Regions from separate parts of the Homo sapiens genome. Here region 2 is linked to region 1. A link is a contact called in ENCODE Hi-C or POLR2A ChIA-PET data. All regions are on one chromosome and are shown on one strand. The core of a region is the stretch at or near the end of the contact, and the rest is flanking DNA. Distances in the headings are between cores, read along the strand shown. Region 1 holds the start of SMCO4 (single-pass membrane protein with coiled-coil domains 4). Region 2 has its middle 42 kb from the start of SMCO4.

Region 1 (6,830 bases), core at 2,537-5,036:
AGAGGAAATTCTGGCATCAGTCACAACAAACACCCTCTTGGAATTTAATTTCCTTTCAGCATACAATTTACTATGGAAACTCATTTGTGATGCCACCACAACCAGTCAAAATCTGCCTGGAGCACAAAAACTTCAGAGTCCCAAAAGAGGGCCTTAAAGGACTAGATGGAAATTGGTCCCATATTAAGCCAAATCCTGCATCTAACAGAAATTTCCCCCACACCAAACTAGCTTTGACCGTCAGCCAGCCCACTCCTCTCTCTAGCTGCCCTATACTATAGGCTCTTCCAGGGCCCCCTTCCAGCTAGAACCCCCTGAATTCTGTATCTTTTCCCTGTCCAACAAAATTAATTTAAAAAAAAAAAAAAGGAGGAAGGCCACAAAATGGGCAAAGGGAAACCAGCTACATCCATTTTCAACTTTCTATCAAAGACCTGTCCTTTCTGGCTTACGATTTTTTCAATTCCCTTGGACAAGACAATCACAGGCCCTGGAATATTCATTGCGCGTGCTGGGGCTTAGGGTGGGAAGGCAAAAAGGCTAGAAGAATCATTGATAAGTACAAAAAGTACTTTAAGCCTTTTCCCCCTGAGGACAACTGCTGAAAGACTTACTCAATCCCATTGACCCAAGTACCTGTGTGCAAGGGAAAGGAGTGGATGCCAATCTTTACTCAGCACCCACTGCAATTAGTGGGTACATTTCTTGAATATAAGACAGACAGTATTATCCTGATTTTACACATGTGGAAACCAGGCTCAGAGAGGTCAGGCAGCAGGTTCAGTATTTACACCCAGGCCTGCCAGACTCCCAAGACGCTTGAACTTAACCACTTCACCACACTGCTTCCAGAGTCTACAAGTGTTTATGTTAAAATGTGCTGGGTTAGGGAGCCCGTTAAGAGTTTACTTGTTGCTCTTCACATACAGTATCTCATTTAACTAGCACAACCCTGTAGGATAGCTGAGAATTCCTTTTCCACTGTTAACAAAATGGTACATGGATTGAAAGATCATCAGTAACTTATGCACGACAGCTGTACCAGAGTCGTGCCATCTCTTGGCTTTGTTTTCTCTCCTGTAAAATGATGCTCACTCCTACCTCACAATGCCTGCTCAATGGCAGGGGCTCAAATGGTGACGATTATGATTTTTATCAATACTTCTCAATTAAAGTAAAATTTATACACACACAAACACTAGATATTTTAAAGACTCAACCTAATTAATCAAGCCTTTACTTGTTGGAGAAGATATCATTTTTAACACTACCTCATCTGGTCTGAAAAGGAAAGTAGTTTAAAAAATATTTGGAAAAAATTGTTTAATAATAAAATACCACTACCTCAAACTCAGAGAGAACCACTAACTGCAGCTTCCAAAAAGCTGACAAAAAAGGATTACTGAAAATGATGTGGTCAAACCCAATATGGATTTTGAAAGCTACTAATGGACAAGAACAGGAACATTCAGTTATGACAAAATACACACACAAAAAAAATTCCTCTTCTTCCAGCACCATGGCTTGATCATTAATGTGTGGTGTGACCCTGGCCAAGTCACTTCAATGCTGTGATGGCCCTCAGCACCCAAAATGTCAAGGCCAGCTTATGACCAGGAAGCTCTAGTGAGAAGTTGCCCAGGGGGTCTAGGGGACAGGAGCGGGGTGGAGGGGACACAGATGATTGCCTGGAGCAATTTTTAATGTGCTGCCTCTAACTCACTGCTTGCCTTTTACTACACTCATCTGAAAAGAAATGAGAAGTCTGGGCATGCCAGAGGCAAGAGGAACCAGCTCACCACTTCTCAAGCCAGAATGGAAAAGATGGCAGAAGCATAGTTGTACAAGGACCCCAGCATCAGTCAGACAGAAGGAAACCTATAATATTATGCAATGAGAGACCCTGAGGATGTTCTTCAGACAAACCCCAGCAGGACCAATCCAACTCCAAGCTTGAGCGTCCACTCCAAGCTTGAAGATTAAACAATAAGAAAAAATTCGGGTCCACAGGTGAAATACACACTTTCTAAGCACAATGAGCAACTTTATAGTAGATAGCTGGACAACCAAGTACACTAACTGCAAGCATAAGAACAGTATTCATGTTGTAAATCGAGTACCAACTACTATTAGTTTTTTGTTGTTTTGCTTTTTGCAATATTTCTTCTCATATTTTATTTTAAATCTAAGCTAATTTCTTTATAAGAACAGGCTAAGGCTTATTTTCTGTGGCTGATCCAGCCTTACAAGAAAAAAGATTTCACTGTGTCCCTCAGAAACCTACTCCTGTCTACATCACACTGTCGAGCTCTCTCTTTATACCCCATGTGACAGATAAGAAAACAGAAGTCCAGAGAGAGCAAGTGACTCATCCAAGGTCAAACTTCTTGCTAACACATCTAGGACGAGAATAAGGGCTCAAGAAGCCCACTATGGGTCTCTTGCCGTATCACTGCTGCAAATGACCAGGCATACTGGTGTCTTGAATACAAAGTTTATTTGTAAAGGGGAAAAAAAAAAAGCCAACATGAGTCATCTGCATTGTCAACGGGCTCCACACAGGTTGTTCTAATAAAGCATCCAGCACCTCCAGAACCACTTGTTTCTGAAAGCACCAACCTACGCAGACACTAGCAGGCCATGTCTTCCACCCTTGCCACCCTCGAGGCTGTGAGCAGATGCGCTGTTGGGCTCTGGGGATCTAGAGGTGTCACTTAAAGAGCAAGGGAGCCTGGAGCTTGGCAGTACTGACTGGATGAGTGGATGGGTGGGTGTATGAGGACATGGGAGTGTTTTCTGACAGCTCCCGGAGATAGTTATGATATCATGCAGCCTAATCCCACTCATCTTGGAACACCCCAAACATCTCATCCGCTCAGCTGTCCCTCCTCAACTTCCTCAGGGCAAAAGCACTGCAGTCTGAGGTGAATCTGGCCGCTGGGGAGGGGCGGTAGTCGGCCCCAGCAGCAGAGGAAGCAACGCTCAGCTCCCTCCTCCACCCACCCCGTACAGGAACTCCCCACTGGGTCTTCAGATGCCAGAGGCGTACCCAGCTCGGAGCCTGCCCCGGGTCTCAGGGTCGGTCCCGAAAGAACGGGGGAGGAGGAAGGCTCTATCCCGCCCCCGCCTCACCTCTACTCCCCGACCCCCAGGCGCCGACCCTTCTCACCCGCAAGGTCCGCCGCCGGACTCTTGTCCACTCCCAGAGACCCTGAGCGCACCCCTTTCTCGGCGTCCTCAAAGGACCCGCGTTTCCCACCTTCCCATACGGGGCCCTCCCGGCCGCCCCGGCCCAAGCCCTTTGCACTGCGTCCCCCGGCCCCTGAGTCCGCCCCGCACCCGCACTTCCCGCCCGGCCCCGCGGGCTCGCGGTCCGCCCCAACTTTTCCCAGCCCCCGCCCCGCAGCAACCGGGATGCAGCGTCTCGAGCCGCGACGGGCAGGCGAGCTCGAGTCCCTCGGGCCCCCAACCCCGCCCGCACGAGTTGCGCTCGGGACCCGCCGGGCGCCCAGGCCTGGGTCAGCAGCACTGCGCGGAGGCGGAGCCGGCGTGGCGGGAACCGTACTGTCCCGGCGCCGCACCCCCGCCCGGTGCCCGGTGCCCCGTGCCCCGCGCCCGCCCGCCGGCTCGCCCGCCCCGCCGCCGCCGCCGCCGCGCCGCTCCCAGCCCACCTGCCCGCGGGCGCCGCCGCCGCCGCCGCCACCACTGCCGGGAATACGTGGCAGTGGCCGCCGCCGCTTGCGCTCCCCGCCTCGCCTCTCCTCTCGGCGCCCGCGCGGGCGACTCTGGCGCGCCAGACCGCAGCGCCAGGCGCCCTCTGCCGCCGGGAAGCCGAATCCTCCCGTCCTAACCCTAACTCGCTGGCTGCCCCCGCCCGGGCCTCGGCTCCCGCCCCCTCTTCCCCGTTCCCGGCTCAGACTGTCGCTTCCGAGCGACCTGGGTTCTCGCCCGGCCTGCTGCTGCCGCTGCCTCCAGGAAGTTCGCCCTGACCACCTCTGCAGGCTCAGCGCGCTTCCTCCGGCTCCCGCGCAGCGGGTGCTTAAGTCACCCCCTTGTTGATATATTTCCTGCTTCTTTGAACGCCTCGCCCGTGAGATAGCAGAATCGGAAAGGGGATAGTTGGAGGCAAACGCCATGTCTGTTGTGTTCACCATTCTCTCCTCCAGGGCAAGGTTAGCGCCCTGTCTGGAATACTGAAGTGCGCAATAAATACTTGTGAAGAGAGCAAACGAGTAGATGAATGAGTTGAGACTTTTACCGCTGTCTACCCAAGTAGGCTTTGAAACCTCAAGCGGACAGAGATCCTGACCTGGATTTGTTTTTTGTAACTTACACGTGCATATGTGTGCGCAGCTCAGCATAAATAAATGAGATTCACAATTCCCCACCTCGGACCAGCGCCAAATCCGCAAGAGGCCCACGGCTAAATGTTATTCAGGGCTTTTGGTCAAACACGTTTAGGTTTGAGATCTACCTCTTAAAAGCTGGGCAATCGCGGGAAAGCTCATCTCCCTGGCCCACAGTGAACACGTCTATAAATTAAGAATAATAAAACCTACTTCACAGAGTTGTGAGAATTAATTGAGATGGTGCACTATAAAGTTCTTTACGCAGCCCCGATGTGTGCGGTGGTATGTAAATGGTAGTTATTGTTGTATTACTACTGATGCAGTAGGTGATTTTAAAAACTATCTTCGAAATGTAAAATATTGACTACCTTTTCACCTTAAAACCTTTATATGTGTGGTATTGTCACCTGCTCAGCAAGGCCAGCCCGGGGAGCAAGGCCACTCCTGTAACCTCTTCCCCTCCACCGGTAAAAATATAACAAGTCTTGGGGTTTTTTTGTTCTGTTTTGAAGAATTGTGGAACCCACTCTTCTGCAGGTTTTCCACCTGGATTTCTGTGGCCAATCTCTTAATTAACAAGTTTTTATTTTAGGGATGTCAAAGACAGGGAGCCCTTTGAAAGCACCTGCAGTCTACTGGCTCTTCCTGTTTTCTTCCTGACCCTCTCTCAAACAACTTAAGGCTTTTTTTTTCATTTTTACAGGAAGTGTCCTTCCTGCTGCGTACAAAAGGCAGCAATGCAGTAGAGTGGGATCAGAGGGGATTGGGCTGCATACACCTTGGGCTTTCTGCACCTCAGTCCCCTCAACGGTAAACTGTGGAGAATAAGACCTTGTCACATTGGGAGATCATTCATGATCCGGTCTGTGAAGGAAATAAGGAAATACCTGAAACACAAAGATATTTAATAAAAGGCAACTATTGATCAGTTTATTTAGCATGTATTTAAGGAGCATCTTTTTAGTGTTCTATGCGCTGAAAGAATGAGGGGAACACGCGTGTGTGAGGTAAGTTTCCTACCTTCAAAGGAGTTTGAGCTGTAGCTCCACACTAGGGCAGAGGGATTGGGAGCATATGGGATGCAGCTAAATATGAAATTAGCAAGCCTCAAGGTTTAAATTGGGGCAGTGGTACTGCCGTGTGAATTGCTTTAATTCATTATCATTGTAAATGCCATTTTCCTCTAAATATTATGTACACAACTTCCCAAGGCCACTGCTAAAAATTAATGAATAATTTTATGAGGCAAGCAGAGCCACTGATGTAGGACTCAGTCCCTTAATAAGGTGACTCCACATGCTCCCTTATAGTAGTAATAACATAGATATTGTGTCTGTGAAAGTGCCATCCTTGGCTGGGCGTGGTGGCTTACCCCTGTAATCCCTGCACTTTGGGAGGCCGAGGTGGGTGGATCACCTGAGGTCAGGAGTTCGGGATCAACCTGGCCAACACGATGAACCCCGTCTCTACTGAAAATACAAAAACTAGCTGGGCGTGGTGGCAGGCACCTATAATCCCAGCTACTTGGGAGGCCTGAGGCAGGAGAATCACCTGAACCCAGAAGGCGGAGGTTGTAGTGAGCTGAGATCATGCCACTGCACTCCAGCCTGGGCAACAAGAGTGAAACTCTGTCTCAAAAAAAAAAAAAAAAAAAAAGAGAGAGAGAGAGAAAAGAAAAAGAAAGTGTCATCCTTTATAGGTTAGAGTTGTGTATCTTGCAATGCAAGTCTCAGAGGAAAAGTTTACACATTTTACACTAATGGCTTCTAATGAATCACCCCTACTGAGTTGTCCTTCTGTAGCTCCCTCCCACGTTGACCCTGGAGTTGGCCTTGTGACTTCCTTTAGCTACTGGGACATGAACAAATATGACACAAGCAGGGGCTTTCGATGTGCACTTGTGCCTTGCTCCTTGCTTTCTTGAAATGCTATCCTGAGACTGCCATGAAGAAACCTGGTCCAACTCCTTGAAGAGGAAAGACCCTGAGAAGAGAAAGCCTTGCTGTCCCAGCTATGCAGCCCACCAGCTCTCAGCCACATGAGTGAGCTCCAGGGAAAGCCAGCCAAAAATAGTCCAGCCAACCCAGGAATTGTGAGAAATAAAATGGTGGTTGTTTCAAATCACTAAGTGTTAGGGTGGTTTGTTATACAGTAATAGATAACTGACACACAGATCACTCACAGGCACTCCTGCAGTTACAAGTTCTAGATGAAATTCACCCAAGAATCAGTACTCTTGCTAGCGTTTTCTGTTATGAAGCATTCAGTTGAAGTCACTAAATCTAAGCTTAGCAGAGCATCACACTTCATGTAAATACCCTCTTTGAAAGTTCTTCATTGAATTGGTTACTGAGCCTAGTACTGTTTAAAATCCTTTGGCAGTCAACATAACAATGGGCTGGCAAAATCAGCTTGTAAGCTACCAAAAGCTTTAAACGTTAGAACTCCCTGGAACATCAACAGCAGGTATCATAGAGGTTA
Region 2 (6,830 bases), core at 2,531-5,030, 43 kb after region 1:
CTCACTGCAAGCTCCGCCTCCTGGGTTCATGCCATTCTCCTGGCTCAGCCTCCCAAGTAGTTGGGACTACAGGCACCCGCCACCACGCCTGGCTAATTTTTTATACTTTTAGTAGAGACAGGGTTTCACCGTGTTAGCCAGGTTGGTCTCAATCTCCTCACCTCGTGATCCGCCTGCCTCGGCCTCCCAAAGCGCTGGGATTACAGGCATGAGCCACCACGCCCGGCCAATTCATCTTTTGTATATGATGAAAGCTAGGGGTTCAGTTTCATTCTTCTACATACATCCAGCCAGCTATACCAGCATTATTTATTGAATGGGGAGTCCCTTCCACATTGCCTATTTTTGTCATCTTTAATGATGATCACGTGGCTGTAGGTATATGGCTTTATTTCTGGGTTCTCTATCCTGTTCCAGTGACCTATGTGTCTGTTTTTGTAACAGTACCAAGCTGTTTCAGTTACTGTAGCCTTATAGTATAGTTTGAAGTTAGGCAGTGTGATGCTTCTGGCTTTGTTCCTTTTGCTTAAGATTGCTTTGGCTATTTGGGCTATTTTTCTGGTTCCATATGAGTTTTAGAATAGTTTTTTCTAGTTCTGTCAAAAATGGCATTGATAGTTTGATAGGAATGACATTGAATCTATAGATTGCTTTGGGCAGTATGGCCATTTTAATGATATCAATTCTTCCAATCCATGAGCATGAAATGTTTTTTCATTTGTTTATGTCATCTACAATTTCTTTCAGCAGTGTTTTGTAACTTTTGTAGAAACCTTTCACCTCCTTGGTTAGATGTACTCCCAGGTATTTGTGCATGTGTGTGTGGCTATTGTAAATGGGATCGTGTTCTTGATTTGGCTCTCGGCTTGAACATCATTTCTGTATAGAAATGCTACTGAGTTTTGTACATTGATTTTTGTATCCTGAAACTTTACTGAAGTCAGTTCCAGAAGCCTTCTGTCAGAGTCTTCAGGGTTTTCTAGGTAGCCAATCATATCATCAGTGAAGAGATATTTTGAGTTCTTCTTTTCCTATTTGATGCCTTTTATTTCTTTCTCTTGATTTCTCTGGTTAGGACTTCCAAGATATTTTATTCATGTATGTAGAGCCAACCCAATCAAAGATTATAATTAACCTATTTTTAGTGCACCTCAGACTTTACCTGTTTAAACTATTATTAACATTTTTTTATTTATTATTATTACTTATATTGCACTATTATTGTCACCTTTATTGACATGTGCTAGCATCTTTCATCAACCTAAAGGAATTTCATAGCTGAAAAAGCCTAACTGCTTATGCTGTGCTAGCAAATGTCTCAGGCCAAAGTTCATAAATAGGAGTTTCTGACCATCTGCAAGAAGACTGATGATCACACCCAGACTTCAGCTGTGGGCTAAAGCAGATCATCTGCTGGACTGTCAATGTCATTGTGGTGTGTGACACTTGGCCTTGGCTGATTTACTGCCTTTCTTTGTAATCAACCTATCTCTGCAGTACAGTCCAGACACTCTAGGTCCAGGGCACTGTTAATGCATTGGTGATTAAGACATTGGTAGGACAATAAATGAGCAGAATTTTCACCTCTCCCAGGTCTCTAGATAGATATCAGTGTGGTTCAGTATTCTACATATCTTATTCCCTCTGGCTGGGGGGATGTCTCTTAAATACCATCCCTGTGGAAGAGTAAAGAAGGAAAAGGCAATTGAATCCTAGGTTGGAACAGATACAGACCTTAAAGGTCATCTCAACTCATCACTCATTCATTGATTTATTCATGCATCAATATTTAATGAGTGCCTACTGTATGCCAGGCACTGTTCATGGTGCTAGGAACAAAACATTCCATGGCTGATCTATGGAATTTATAGTCTAGTAGGGGAGAAAGACAGGAAACAAGTAAACCAATAAACGAGACAATAACAGATCTGAATCAATGCAGAAATGAGAAGGTAGAGGGGTAGGATGGTGTGGGCATTGAGGTGGTAGGCACTTCAGATAGGGTGGCAATGCTAATTAGAACCAGGAGACTAATGCCAGATGTCACCAAATTAGGGCTGGGAGCTTTAGCTAGAGAAATGGAAAAAGTATAAAAATAAGAGTTTAGCTATAACACAAGGGTCCTATAACAAGACCCAAAAACAAGTCTGAGTCTGCAGAGAGGTTTGATCTAGCTTTCACTGGGCACACAATTGTAGAGATTATTTAGCTGTTAGGGGCTAAATTTTGTCCCCCCAAATTCATATGTTACTAACACTGGTAACTCAGAATTTGAGATTGGGCCTTCAAAGAGCTGGTTAAGTTAAAATGAGGCCATTAAGATAGGCCTTAATCTAATCTGACTTGTGTCCTTATAAGAAGAGATTAAGACACACAAACAGACACCAGGAGTACCCATGCACAGAGAGTTGACCATGTGAGGACATAGTGAGAAGATGCCCATCTATAAGCCAAGGAGAGAGGCCTCAGAAGAAACTAAATCCTCTGACACCTTGATCTTGGAGTTCCAGCCTCCAGAACTGTAGAAAAATTAATTTCTGTTGCTTAAACCACCCAGCCTATTATGGTATTGTGTTATGGCAGCCCTAGCAAACTAATGTACTAGCCCAGGATCACTTGTATCAAATACTTTTTTATTCTTTTTTTATTTTAATTTTTACCTTCAACCAACTTACACTATCAGATACTTTTTAATATGCAGAATCTCATGTTCTGTGCCCCATCCAGGCTAAATAAACAAAAATTTGTGTGGGAAAAGTGATAGAAATCTGGATTTTCAATAAGCACCTCCTCCAAATAAAATAAGTTTAGATTCTCATCACACTTTAATTTTAGCAGTTTGAGAGCTACTAGAATTAAGACCAACTTGGGCCAGACATAGTGGCTCACCCCTGTAATCCTAGCACTTTGGGAGGCCAAGGTGGGTGGATTGCTTGAGCCCAGGAGTTCAAGACCAGCCTGGGCAACATGGCAAAAACCCATCTCTACTAAAAATACAAAAATTAGGCCGGGTGAGGTGACTCATGCCTGTAATCCCAGCACTTTGGGAGGCTGAGGTGGGTAGATCACTTGAGGTCAGGAGTTCAAGACCAGCCGGGCCAACATAGTGAAATCCCGTCTTTACTGAAATCACAAAAATTAATCAGGTGTGGTGGTGCATGCCTGTAATCCCAGCTACTCGGGAAGCTGAGGCACCAGAATCACTTGAATCCAGGAGACGGAGGTTGCAGTGAGCCAAGATTGTGCCACTGCACTCCAGCCTGGGTGACAGAGTGAGACTCTGTCTCAAAAAAAAAAAAAAAAAAAAAATACAAAAATCATCAGGGCATAGTGGTGCGCCTGTAGTCCCAGCTACTCGGGAGGCTGGTGGGAGCAGAGGTTGCAGTGAACCGAGATTGTGCCACTGCACTCCAGCCTGGGCAACAGAGTGACACCCTGTCTCAAAAAAAGAAGAGAGAGAGAGAGAAAGACAGGAAGGCAGGCAGGTAGGCAGGCAGGCAGGCAGGCTGGCAGGCAGGCAGGCAGGCAAGAAGGAAGGAAGGAAGGAAGAAAGGAAGGAAGGAGAAGAGAGAAAGGAGGGGAGAGAGGGAGGAAGAAAGGAAGGAAGGAAGGAAGGAAAGAAAGAAGGAAGGAAATATTGTTCATTTTACAGATGAGAAAACTGGGGCCAAAAGAAGGAAAACAATATGTGGAGTAGGACCTGCAAGCCAAGCTTCCTAACACAGAGCTTGCTGCTCTTCCCACTGCCCCAGCTGCCCCAGCAGGCCTGGGAAGCATGCTGTTGAGTCAGAGCTGGACTCACAGCAGAGACTGCCCAGCAATGCTGATTAGGCAATTGGCTGTAGTAGCTCCAGTAAACTCTCTCACTGGAACTGAGATTGAGGGTGTGTGGGCATGGTGGGTAATGGAGATCTACAGAAAGTAGGGCACGGAGCTTCTGATCACTCAACGACGCTGAGGCTATGCCCTTTGCTAACACAGCCCGGCTCATGGACTCAACAATTCCATAATGAGGTCGCATTACAGCTTCTAAACTCTGCTTGCTGTAGGGGAAGCCTATTTCTTCTTATTTTCTCTGACTGGGAAAGAAAAATAATTGACGACTAATGTGGTCAATAATAACTCTTCATATAATTAAAGGTATTGACTGATAAAAATTCAATTTTTTCCTTGAGCAGACAACCACTTTCTGCAGCCTTTTAGCAACACCCATTTCTTGACCCTTTTATCAATTTTGTTGTTTTCATAGTTTTTCAAATGAGTTCCACATTATGGAACCCCAAACTAGCCATAATTTACATTTAATACATTATTATTGAATAATTACATGAATAAAAGAAGGAATGGTTCTCCTTTTGTTCTCTCCTTCCTTCTAGGCTATGAGTTTCTGTGGTTTTAAAATACATATATGTAACAACAAAAAAAAACTCCTGACTTTACTCATAGAAAATCAGTCGGGCAAAATGTTAGCTTATGAGAAAAACAGATAGATTGTGTCAATTTTAATGTAATTACCAGCTTGTACTGACCTGGTCTCTCACAGTCTTATCTGGTTCTTTAGATATTGTGTTCATTTTCTGTCTTCTGATTATGTTGTCTTTTAGCTCAATCTTGTTTTTATCACCTTTTATTTTAAAGCAATTTAAAAAAAAAATAATGAGTTGTCATGGAAAACCTCAGTTCAGCTATTTACGTAGCTGTACCAGGGGCTCACAGAGAGGGAGTAAAGGATCTTTGGGGACATGAATAGATCTCAGGCACATTAAAATAGCTATGTAAATAAGGAAGGGTCTGAATGAGATCAGACTGGACTTATGTTTTAATAACTTACCAAGACATAAACGGATTCTGTTGCTCTCCTGCTCAAATATGTGTGTATGTACACATATATGTGTATAGATACACACATACATGTATAGCTTAACATGGATTTTGGCATAGCAATTGGTAGCAATTGATTATGAGAAGGAGGGGAAGAAGAGATGATTTTCCAAGCAGCCAGAGCATGCTTTCAAGGATAATGGAAAAATGTGTTAATGGACTTGTCTGTATGGGGGGAAATGCTTGATGAAGGGGCATTTTCATGGGCCCTGAACTGTACAGGACTTTAGGGGTGCACTTATCTAAATGCCTGGCCCTTAGGGTCGAGATAGCTGGTGGCTAATATAATCCAACAGTCCATCAAACATCAGTTCAGTCCAGCTGACTGGCTGGGTCTGTTATCAGCAGTGCCAATCACAAGAACCTGGTCATAGAATCTCAAAGTTGGACAGAGCGCTAGAAACCACTGCAACCACTCTTCCACCCAGACACAGTAACAGTACTACCTCATAAGGCTGTCATGAGAATGAAATGGGTTAATATTTGCTGAATACTTACAATAGTGTCTGATGCATAATAAGACCTTTGTGAGGTCAGTTAAATAAACACTGTTTGCTGAGCACCTGCCAACCATGGGCACTAGTCAAGGTGCTGTACCCACAGTCATATCATTTAACCCTCTCTCCAGCCCAGATGTCCTGATCCTAAGGGCCAGGCAGTTAGATGGGTATACCCCTAAAGTCCTATACAACTCAGGGCCCCTGAAAATGCCCCCTCATCCAGCATTTTCCCTACATATGGAAACAAACACCATTGTTTGAAAAAAGTAAAAAACCTTCTTTACACTGAGCTGAAATTTGCCTCCAGTGATTTCTTCTTGGACTACACCGAATAAGTTTCTTGCTCTTCCACTCCATAAGCCTACAAAATACTGGAGAACAGCTGTCAGGAGAGATAACAAACCCGAAGCCTGGAAATCACTCATCAAACCAGTTTTCTTCCTTTTAAGTGACAAATATGTGGGTTGGGTCAAAACTGGAAGAGAAGATCTGCTGCCAGGCCACAGTGCCCTTTGGTTTTTGCTTTCCAGATGCTCGGGAGCCATTCTGCAGGCAAGCAGACCTATTTGCAGGGACGGGCAATTGTTGCTGTGGTGCAATGAAGCAAGTGGGGCTGGGAAAGAATCCTTAAGAAGATGGTTCCTGCCAGATTTCTTTCTGCCAGTGCCACAAACTTTAATTAAAGCGAGCCCTCAGGCTGCACCAGGGACTACAGGTGCTGTGATGTTGGTGTCCAATGGGGTCAACAGAAAGAACTGCTAACTGTGAGTGAGGCAGCAGCCAAGATGCAAGCACCAGCCAACATGCAAAGAGAAAAGAGAAAATGAACCTGTGTTCCCTTCCGATAAGACAGTATTTACAAACCGGAGATCTGGAGACTGACAGGCGGGGTCCCAAACTCAGCTCTGGCACTTGAATAAACCAGATGACTTGGGACAAACTACTTAATGCTCCTACCTCCCCTCTTCCACACCTTTTCTTCCTCTATATAAGGAGGATGATAATATCTACTCTGTGGAGTTGTTTTTAATGATTTACCAAAATGAACAAATGTCAGGTATATTAGTTGTTATTATTTGAAAATTTCCCATATACAATCCTTACAGATACATTTGGAGCAGTCGTTACTAATCCTACTCTCCTACTCTTCTGTTTTTCTTTAATAGAGTCTTGCTTTGTTGCCCAGTCTGGAGTGAGTGGTGTGATCACAGCTCACTGCAGCCTCAACCTCCTGGGCTCAAGCGATCCTCCCACCTCAGCCTCCCAAGTAGCTGCGGCTACAGGCACATGCCACCACATCTGGCTAATTTGTTGTAGAGATGAGGTTTCACCATGTTGCCCAGGCTGGTCTCAACTGGCCTCAAGCAATCCACCTGCCTTGGACCTCCCAAAGTGCTGGGATTACAGATGTGAGCCACAGAGCCCAGCCCTTTTTTCTTAAGAGTAAAG

The links. Hi-C counts contacts between places; a loop is a spot of excess contacts on that map. ChIA-PET counts read pairs that join two places held with the same protein, here RNA polymerase II (POLR2A). Pooled maps may share reads with other maps.
Region 2: a loop to region 1 is called in a map of gastrocnemius medialis, with 10 times the contacts of the local background. The contact joins the enhancer-like site here to the promoter of SMCO4 in region 1. A Hi-C loop is called at or near these places in 1 of 168 maps with a recorded cell type or tissue (gastrocnemius medialis), 2 of 37 single-sample maps with no recorded cell type and 2 of 50 pooled maps. POLR2A ChIA-PET finds 5 or more read pairs at or near these places in 3 of 52 experiments (T-cell, WTC11 and common myeloid progenitor, CD34-positive).

The regions. Positions count from the first base shown.
Region 1 is chr11:93,539,605-93,546,434 of GRCh38, forward strand. It overlaps SMCO4 (single-pass membrane protein with coiled-coil domains 4), which reads right to left and starts at 3,787. Exons shown (of 3, transcript NM_020179.3): 1 at 3,672-3,787. RefSeq lists silencers at 3,278-3,517, 3,648-3,697, 3,858-3,987.
Region 2 is chr11:93,582,236-93,589,065 of GRCh38, forward strand. No RefSeq gene overlaps it. Among named protein-coding and RNA genes, the nearest start is that of SMCO4, 42 kb to the left of the region's middle. Within about 2 kb of position 3,781, at least 2 of the 41 ENCODE cell types and tissues checked have a DNase peak (open chromatin) inside an H3K27ac peak, as active enhancers do.